Regions from separate parts of the Mus musculus genome. Here regions 1 and 3 are each linked to region 2. A link is a contact called in ENCODE Hi-C or POLR2A ChIA-PET data. All regions are on one chromosome and are shown on one strand. The core of a region is the stretch at or near the end of the contact, and the rest is flanking DNA. Distances in the headings are between cores, read along the strand shown. Region 1 holds the start of Nfe2l3 (nuclear factor, erythroid derived 2, like 3). Region 2 holds the start of Hnrnpa2b1 (heterogeneous nuclear ribonucleoprotein A2/B1). Region 3 has its middle 14 kb from the start of Snx10.

Evidence for each region. Hi-C counts contacts between places; a loop is a spot of excess contacts on that map. ChIA-PET counts read pairs that join two places held with the same protein, here RNA polymerase II (POLR2A).
Region 1: POLR2A ChIA-PET joins it to region 2 with 54 read pairs in embryonic stem cell. The contact joins the promoter of Nfe2l3 here to the promoter of Hnrnpa2b1 in region 2. POLR2A ChIA-PET finds 5 or more read pairs at or near these places in 4 of 5 experiments (Patski and embryonic stem cell).
Region 3: a loop to region 2 is called in a map of heart, with 1.9 times the contacts of the local background. The contact joins the enhancer-like site here to the promoter of Hnrnpa2b1 in region 2. A Hi-C loop is called at or near these places in 3 of 37 maps with a recorded cell type or tissue (T-helper 1 cell, heart and left cerebral cortex). POLR2A ChIA-PET finds 5 or more read pairs at or near these places in 5 of 5 experiments (Patski and embryonic stem cell).

The regions. Positions count from the first base shown.
Region 1 is chr6:51,430,892-51,434,170 of GRCm38, reverse strand. It overlaps Nfe2l3 (nuclear factor, erythroid derived 2, like 3), which reads right to left and starts at 1,502. Exons shown (of 4, transcript NM_010903.2): 1 at 758-1,502. The coding sequence starts at 1,264.
Region 2 is chr6:51,468,211-51,471,214 of GRCm38, reverse strand. Hnrnpa2b1 (heterogeneous nuclear ribonucleoprotein A2/B1) reads left to right here and starts at 1,370. Exons shown (of 12, transcript NM_001374745.1): 1 at 1,370-1,544. The coding sequence starts at 1,539. It overlaps Cbx3 (chromobox 3), which reads right to left and starts at 599. Exons shown (of 6, transcript NM_007624.4): 1 at 476-599.
Region 3 is chr6:51,508,020-51,510,939 of GRCm38, reverse strand. No RefSeq gene overlaps it. Among named protein-coding and RNA genes, the nearest start is that of Snx10, 14 kb to the left of the region's middle. Within about 2 kb of position 1,484, at least 1 of the 3 ENCODE cell types and tissues checked has a DNase peak (open chromatin) inside an H3K27ac peak, as active enhancers do; it is heart, where a contact is called at or near this core.

The sequences.
Region 1 (3,279 bases), core at 253-2,752, 37 kb after region 2:
CCACCCGCACCCCCTGGGAGACAGGAGCGCTTTAGTTGCCAGGTCTTTCCTGAGGTTTTCGCCCACAGATCTTGCAGAACTGTTTAGAAACAAAAAGTTCAGCTGCAGGGGAGCACCGGCAACCAAAGGGAACTTACTACGTGTCATGTTTATGTCAATTATGGATTTCACACGTCCCATTAGGGAGTATTCTCAGGCAAGGGTGGGATGGTAGATCACAGAGAGACCACCTGCACTGAACACCGAGCCTACTTAGTCCAGGAGCACAACAACACATCCACAAACGTTTAAACTCAGGGCAAGGATCGTGTCTCGGCTTAGGTGCGTGGTTCTTCAGAGAGATGCACATCTTCTCAGGGGCTGAGGCCTCCTTCATATTCTCTACTCCGGTACAGGTTCCCCATCAAGGCATCTTAATGCATTCGGGGTACGATTAAAGGCCACGTCCAGACAGCACCATTCCCTCTAGCTTCCCCATTACCAAAATACCCTCCACAGCCATCAAACACAAGGAAGGGTGGTCTCTGCACGCAATGGATTTCATACACTTTCCCTAAAAGCAAATCCCCAGAACTCACCCTCTTCATTCAAAAGGAGGCGGGGCACATTTGTCCCGCAACCTGTAACTACCTAGAGTAGGGAGAAAAGAGAGCCCGGGTGTGACCCTGCCTAGTCATCGGGACCCTAGAGCTCGGGGCCAGTTCTTTCTGCCCTGGAGGGCGTAGACGTGCTTCTCGCTTGCGTTTTTTTAGGTTACCTGGCTCCCGCATCCGCCTGCATCTGGCACCTGCGCCGTCGGTTCGGCCGCCTTCTCCTCCTCTTCCTCAGCGGCCAGAGGGCTGCTATGAGCCGCTCGGGGGTCCCCGCCGCCCGCGGATGCTGACTGGCCGCCGTCTCCCACGGCCGACGAGGCGGCGGTGCCGAGCAGCCCGTGGGCCCCGTCTGCGTTCCCAGTCGCCACGCTGTGCACTAGCCACGCGTCCACGCGGGTGCGGGGAATGAAGGGGACCCCGAGCGCGCGCACTTCGTGCAGCAGCCGGCCTTTGGCAGGTAGCAGGGGGGTGCGTTCCCAGCCTTCCGAAGCCGAGAAGGGGTTAGAAGCCGAGGCGGGGCGGGTGGGGCAGAGTGGGAGCAGCTCTTCCCAAAGTGCGGCGGCCGGCGGCGGCAGGAAGAGGTCCAGGTCCACACGGAGCCCTACCAAGCTCAACAGAATCGTGAGTTGCAGGAGGCCGCCGCCCGCCCACCAAGGCTTCGGGAGCTTCATCTCCCACGGTGCGCCGGGGATGCCTGTGTCCACCCGGCTTGGCACTACAGCCGCCCCTGTGGCACCAGCCGAAAAGACAATGGACCAGGGCGTACAAGGGGCCGTTGCAGCCTCACCCCAGCCAGGCACAAAGGCGCTCCCTCGGCTGCCCACACAGTGCCTGGCGCGGCCGGGGACCCAGAGAGGCGGAGGAGACACCTGCAACACCCAGCTCTCAGAACCCGCCCCATTGCCTGGCAACGCCCACAGTTAAGTCCCGCCCCCTTCAAACTTCGCCCCGCCCCGAGCCGCAGGCACAGCCCCTGGGACACACTCATATCTGTTCTGGGCTCCAGGCCTCTTTATAGGAGGAGTTTCAAAGCATTTTGGAATGGAAGCAGATTTAAAGCTCCCAGATGCCCCTGGCAGCCCTGTGGTAGTGACCTGGACCACTCTAGCTGAAAAAACCTATGGGTGGGAGTGGAGGAAAGTTGGAGAAGTTGGGAGGAGACAAGGATGTTTAAACTAGGGAGAAAGTAGCCAGTTTTGAGCACTAAGCACAAGTGGTCACAGGTGGGCAACTACTGGCCAGCACGGAGGGTAAGAGGAGTAGACCCTAAATTCAGATTGCACCCCCATCACCAGACAGCGAGGGTTTCTTAATAATCAGTGTTTCTGTTTCCTTGTCGGCAAAACAAGGAGAATAGTACCCCAAATAGGGATTCAGGGAGATCAGATGAAATCTACGAAAGTCAGGAATCGATACAGATTCCAAGCCTCCTTTTCAGTGAAAGAATATTATATAGACACATGCACATATCTACACCTTTACAGAGTCTTCACTATTCCCTAGACATACTTTGCAAATTGTTAGTCTTCTCTCATGGCATTTTTGCTTCATACCTGAGGGCTGAGAATACCAGCTCTACAGGACTTGTGTGTGTTCAAATCCACCAGCCCCAACACTGCTTTCTAGGTTGAACTTAGGCAAAATTTCACTTTATGTGTCTTTCCGGAGATTCGGGCAAACCATCAAGCACAGGCAGGAAGTACTCTATTATCTGTGGGTTGTTGCCCCCTCATCTTCTAAGGGGTAGCCCCCTAAAGCTCCATCCTCTGAATATTCAGCATATGGGATTAATCTCTCTCCCATCTGTTCTCCCACAGAGCTTTCCCCAGCTGCCAGCATTGCAGCACTTGGCCTATTCTACTTTGTGGTTTACAGAGGCCGAGGGTTAGTATGACTTGACTCTTGTAAACTCTTGAGGGCCAGGAACCTGTTTGGCTCACCTTTGTACCTACACAGTACCCAACATGGGCTTTGCAAGTGGAGATTTTACCAAGCCCTCCTGGTTCCCCCTGGGGAACCTAGCCCCACTTAGGGTTTGTCAACTTAGAAAATTTGTAAGATGCTCTCCCTTCTTCCTCCTTTCCTCTCCCTCCCTCCCTCCTTCCCTCTCTCCTCCTTCCCTTCCTTCTCTCCCTTCCTCCCTTTCTCCTTTCTTCCTTCTCTCCTTTCCTCTCTCTCTCTTTCCCTCCCTCCCTCTCTTTCTTCCTGGAGGTCTCTCCCTCCCTTTTCCCCTCCCTCTTTCCATTCCTCTCTCTTCTTCCCTCCTTCTCTCCTTTCCTCCCTCCCTCTTTCCCTTCCTCCTTTTCTCTCTCCCCAGGGGCTATCTAGTATGACAAATCTTGTCCAGCAAAAGTAGAAGCAAAGATTTTTGTTTTTAGGAGTTGCTAGGGATAGACTGCCCAGAGCTACAGACATATCCAGTCCTTGGTTTTCTGAGACAATGTCTCAATGTGTATTCCTGGCTGGACTCATATGTTCCAACCCCCTGCCTCCCTAGTATGAGAATGACAAGAAGTGTACTGCCATGCCAGGCAGAAGGTGTTTCTGCTTTAAGTCTTGAGTGATTGGGAATGAGGGTGCGTTTATGGGGATGGGGGTGATACTGGGATGATCTTGGCTCAGTAAATGTCTGCCACATTCAGCTTTTTATAGACTGATTTTCTCCCTCGTGTGCTGTTGGAGATTG
Region 2 (3,004 bases), core at 121-2,620:
CCAGCTCCATTCCCCGGTCGGGAGCCCGTCCCCCACCCGAGAGCGCGGGCCTCGTGGTCAGCGCCTCCGCGGGGAGAAACAAAGGCGGCGGCGGGGGCTCAAGGGCACTGCGCCACGGGCCCGCGCCTCCCCCATCCGGCGGCGGCCACGTAGCCGGGAGCGCGCCGCAGCCCGGAGCCTCGGGCCTCGCAGCTGCAGAGCCTGAACCGCTCTCTCCCTGCGGGCCTGCGACGAGGCTGGGGGAGGGGAGGCCCGCGCTTTGTCTGGAGTCTCGGTAGCTGTCATCCGGCTCCCACCCTCATGCACAATTGTCCCATCTCCCCCACGCACCGGCGCGGCGCCCGCCTCAGCGAGGCCCCAGCCGGTTTCCCGCAGCCCGCGGCCCACGGGGCTCGCAGCCTCCCCGCAAGCTCGGACGCACGGAGCATCCTAAACCCCACCACACGCAAGATCGAAAAAAAGCAAAGGCACGAACTTCACCGCTCCGATGCTCAGGGCCGCGGATCCTGCAGAGTCTCCCGCCTGCGCGCTTCGGTTCAGCCACATCCGAGGGGAGGGGGCGCGGGCAGCTCCGCCGGGGGGGAGGGGGAGCACCGCCCACGCCCTGGCCGCGCGGGGCCCGCCGGGAACGCGTCCTGCGGGGGGCGGCGCGCGCAATGCTCACCGTCCGCGGCGTGGCGCCCAGGGGGTCTCCTGGCTGGGGGGAGGGGGGGGAAGGCGGGCAGGAAGGACCGCGGAGGCCTCTCTGCGTCTCGGAGCGCGCCAAAGCGGGGCTCCACCCACCTCCTTGCCCGGATCTTGAAGGCCGGGGAGATAAACAGCGGGGTTCTTTAAGCACCACCTCTCACTAGGCGCGGGATCCCAAGGCTTGTGGCATCCGGGGTGGTACTTGGACTAAAAGTCCTTCTGGGAGGGACCGAGTGAGAACCCCTTTGGGACGTGTAGAAATATTTGTGTGGTTCGAGAATATTTGTGCGGACGGGCTTGGCAAAGGCGTAGCTGCAGAGAGCACGCTTGGGTGGAGAGGGCCGCACGCCCCAGCGCCGGCCTAAGCCCCTCCCGACGGCGTTATTTCAAACTGCGCGACCGTTTCTCCGCTCCCTACGCGGAGGTGGGGGCCGGACCTAGTTCCGGACGTAGTAACACGCCGAGCGCGAGCCTTCCGCAATTCACGGAACACAGTTGCGCAAGTGATGTAAAGCAGTCCCGCTGTACCTAAAGGGGGAGTGTCACGTACTTGGCGTAAGGAGAGTGTAGGCCCTTCCCGCCATTGGCGGCGGTTAGGGCGTTTACGTAACGGCGTGACGTAAGCGGAGACGCGTTAGTGGGGGGAAGGTTCTAGAAAAGCGGCGGTCTCGGCTCCAGCGGCAGTAGCAGCGGCGCCGGTCCCGTGTGCAGGAGCTCCTTTGCGGCCCAGTTTCTTGGCCATCGCCTGCTCTCCCCACAGCGCCAGGACGAGTCCCGTGCGCGTCCGTCCGCGGAGGTCTTTCTCATCTCGCTCGGCTGCGGGAAATCGGGCTGAAGCGACTGAGTCCGCGATGGAGGTAACGGGTTTGAAATCAATGAGTTATTAAAAATGGCATGGCGAGGCCGTAGGCACCGCAATGGAAACCGGCCACCCGCCTCCGTGGTCCGGCGGAGGGGATGCGGCCACTCGAGTGGCGGTTGGCCTTGGCGAGTTTCTGAGGGGTCGTTGGAGGAGGCCTCTGATTGTCCGACCGCCTTCCCCGCCCTCAGCCGCCCGGCGCCATTTCCCTCAGTTGGGGTGGGGGATGGGAAGTGCCCGCCGCGACCGGGCTGGACCGCTAAAGTAGCGCGTGAGCGGGCCATCGCTGGCCTTTCGATGTGCGCGGGCCTAGGGGCTCGGTTGTGTTCGCGGCGGAACGTTTCTGGGGCCCCCCCGGCTTCCCGGAGCGAGTCTGCGAAGCTTCCCCTCCCCCCTCTCCCGGGAACCGGATTTGGCGGCCGCCATTTTCCCGTCTCCTTCCTCGCCACGATTTTGCTTTCAACGCTTTAGGTTTACTAGTTTGGTTTTCTTTTTTCACCACTGCGTAGACGTGTTTAGCGATTTTCCTTTCTTTTGGAAGTCTTCATACCGTTTCGAGGTGGATTTAGCGTTTTGAGCTTGGGTCTTCAGCGTCCTGCGCACCTCGCTAAAGGCTCTCTGCCTTCCCCTCGACGAAATGGCGCCATTGCTTTCTGAAGCCACCGAGGCGCGGGGTGGGGGCGGGGTGGCGGCGCTCCACGAGCTTTACTGGAACAGGCAGAGAGAACGTAGTACAACCGAGGCCTGGGCGGGTGGCTGAAGGCAGCGTCGCTGCAAAGAGACCGTTTTATTTTTCATAATACGTAAGATTACGGGTGCTGTAGTAAAGCACTTGAGCATTAGTATAGTAGGAGGAAGTCAAAGTGGAAAAAATGGGAGCGCTCATCAGGAAGCTAGGGAGGCTATGTTGAGTGCAGGGTTACTTTCCTTTTATTGCAGAACTTTTATCTGCTTAAAGGATCCTCGGATCGAAATAATTCAAATTATAAGCATTTTTAAGGGAATCTTCGAATTTGTTGGTAAAGTCAACGGATCCTTAGCACGTGGTGTTCACTTTAAGGAAGTGAAATAGCTGACTTTTCATAGTTAGCCTTCGCTTAAAGCCTGGTTCAGTGGACGAAAATCCACGTCCTGGCTATATAAAAACTTAGTTTGGGGTCACAGTGTTTGAGCGTGGTCATTCGGTTTTTTTATTTTTTATTTGTTTGAAATTATGATGCATCATTACACTGATAAGCATTAGCTTTCGAATTGAAAGGGGTCTCCTTGGTTATTTTCTTTGACTCTAAGCACACTTATAAATAAAATAACCTTGTTTATAATCGATAGTGGACGTCTGGTAAGTTTGGAAAAAACCCGAGGTAAGTAAAGAGCTTTTGCTTTCGTTAGTGATATGAAAAAACAAGGTGTATTTAATACTTGCAACTTAGTTTAAGGAAAGCCAATTTACTGACATTT
Region 3 (2,920 bases), core at 235-2,734, 40 kb before region 2:
CTTCCCTGGCATATCCACAGCATCCTGGTGAGTCAGCAAGCTGGCCCAGCGGTTAAAGGTACTTGCCACCAAACCAGATGACCTGCATTCAACCCTTTGAACTCTCTTAGTAGAAGAAGAGAACCAATTTCCAGGATGTACACCATGGAGTGCATGCACACATGCACATACATACACAATTAATTAATTATGTTTTGTTGTTAGTGGTTTTTCCTTTGGTTTTCTGAGACAGGGTTTGAGAGAGAGAGAGAGAGAGAGAGAGAGAGAGAGAGAAAGGAGAAGAAGGAGGAGGAGGAGGACGAGGAGGGAGAGAGGGAGAGGAGAGAGGGTGGAAGGAGTAAAGAAAGTTTTGGTGGTGGTGGATTGAGGAGGGTTTTGGGATGGTTGGTTGGTTGGGTTGGTTGGTTGTTTTCTACCAAACACAATTTTCTGGCAACTGTATGCCTTTCTGTTTGTTTTGTTTTGTTTTTAAGACAGGGTCTTTGTAGATCAGGCTGTCCTGGAACTCACAGAGATCCACTAGCCTCTGCCTCCTGAAAGCTATTAATTAATTAAATGTCTGGAATAGCTTGGCTCCTGCCAGTGTTGGGACGTTTAAGACCTGACGGCTCTCAGAATGATTTCAGCAAGGGTGGAACAGCGCCCTCTTCTGGAAGAATGTCCTGAGACATCCCCTTTGGCTCAGAGTTACAAGGGCTGAAAAGTTCAAGCTAAGGAATAAGAAGAGTTCGAGCTAGAACAATCCACTGAAGCTGGAGTTTGAAAGAGCAGAATATGGTCCAGGCTGCTTCCCTCAAGGGACAGAGCCATGGGAATCCAGCGGCAGGTCCCCTTAAAGCTAAATGTCTTAGGGTTACAATCACTCTGATGAAACATCACAAGCAAAGCAGCTTGGGGAGGAAAGAGTGTGTCTTAGGCTTCCACAACGCTGCTCGCGATCAAAGGAAGTCAAGAAGCAACCCGGAGGTAGGAGATGGTGCAGAGGCCGTGGAAGAGTGCTATTTACTGATTTGCTCCCCATGGCTTGCTCAGCCTGCTTTCTTATAGGACACAGGACCACCAGTCCACCCTACCCAGAATGGGCTGAGCCTTGTCCATCAATCACTAATTAAGAAAATGCCCTACAGGCTTTCCTACAACCTGGTGTTATAGAGGCATGTTCTCAGTTGAGCCTCCCTCCTCTCAGACGCCATCAGCCTGTGACGGAGTTGACGTAAGACGGTCCAGCTCACTAAGGTTCTTTTCCAGGCCACCAGGAAGCAGCTTCAGAGGTAAGCTTAAATCTGACCAGTTGATCCTTTTTCCACTTTCTAATTTTTTTCTCCTCGGAGTTTAAGCTCTCTAACAAGGACCCGAAAGAATTAAAATTTATCCAGAAAGGCCCATGCTGGCGTCATGTAGCCCCATGCTGGAGTCGAGAAGAATCTCATGCAATGGAGCAATGGAGCACGCCAGAGGTGGCGCTGTCCCCCAGAGGAACCGCTTACCCCCGCTGGTAACTTACCTCACAGCTGAGCATGCGCACTCCCTGCGCTCCTTTTATCTTTAGAAATCACGCTGCAAGCGTTGTAGAAAGAAGCTGAGGGCTCTTGTCTCCTCAGTAAATATAAACCATCTTTTTGTACTAATTCTCATATCCAGTTTTTCAATAAAGCAACAAAGACTCGAATCTGCTTAGGAAGAAAATGGTATCCCGAGGGAGTGCCCAGACTCCTTCAGACTCCACAGTCCCTTCCGTGGATGCAAAACACAGCTCTCATCAACGGGAATAACAGTGAGTTTATGCTGAAAGCAGTGATGAGTGGCCATGGCTTGAGAATAGTCAGATGTCCACAAATGTCAAACATATCCGACATGGTAGCAGTTTCATAGGTTTTTGCAGAACAAAGCAGCCATAAAGTAATGTGCTCCTCGAAATTGGTGAGAACATTAGGCAAGCAGATGATAAAAAGATGTCTCTCCCATAGCTCTGAGTACAGGAAAGGGGATTCCTACCACAGTTCTGAGTACAGGAAAGGGGGTCCCTCCCATAGCTCTGAGTATAGGAAAGAAAGTCTCTCCCATAGCTCTGAGTATAGGGAAGGGGGTCTCTCCCATAGTTTTGAGATGCTATCTGTGGCTATTCTTGGTTTGTGATTGATGAAAAGTAGCAATCTAATACACCACAGCACATTTCAAGTGACACATAGGTCGCACACAGATGAGGGCAATACATAGCTATGAAGGGGGATCAAAGATTGCTCAGGATAATCTGTCTCTGATCTGCAACATTCAAAGTCTCTGGAGAATCAGCATAGGTGTGGCTCCGCCACAACCCCCATTCTGGGATATTCAGTATAGCTAGGAGGTAGAGAGAGTGAAGCTGTATTTAACTTAAGCGCTGGGACTAGCCCCCACACTCAGTGCTAGCCACAGTGAACCACTAAGGCAGGATAACATTTAAGGGTATTTGCCTGGAAATGTAGCTCAGTTGGTGGAGTGCTCGCCTCACGTGCAGGATGTCAGGGTTTTGTCCCCTGCACTATATAAATTGGGTGTGGTGGCGGGCACATGCCTTTAATCTCAGCACTCAGAGGCAGGCTGATTTCTGTGAGTTTGAGCTTAGCCTGGGGTACATAGTGAGTTCTAAAGGCTGTACAGTGAGACTGGTTTCAAAAATAAAAATAAAAATAAATAGAAAATATCTCACTGAATCACCTAAAGAGATCTAACAGTCCCTGTTGCTCTGGGTATGGAGTAGGATCTAGACTCTGCTGTTTTATATGCCTTCTGGGTAATTGCAGTAGACGACCAGACAGGAGAACCATCAATTTAGCCAGCTGTGGGGCTTATGTCTATAATCCTGAGGCAGGGCAAAAAGACAGGAAATTAAGGGAACCGAGGAGGGGAGAAAGGAGTCTGGTTGAAAGCTCTCAGCAAC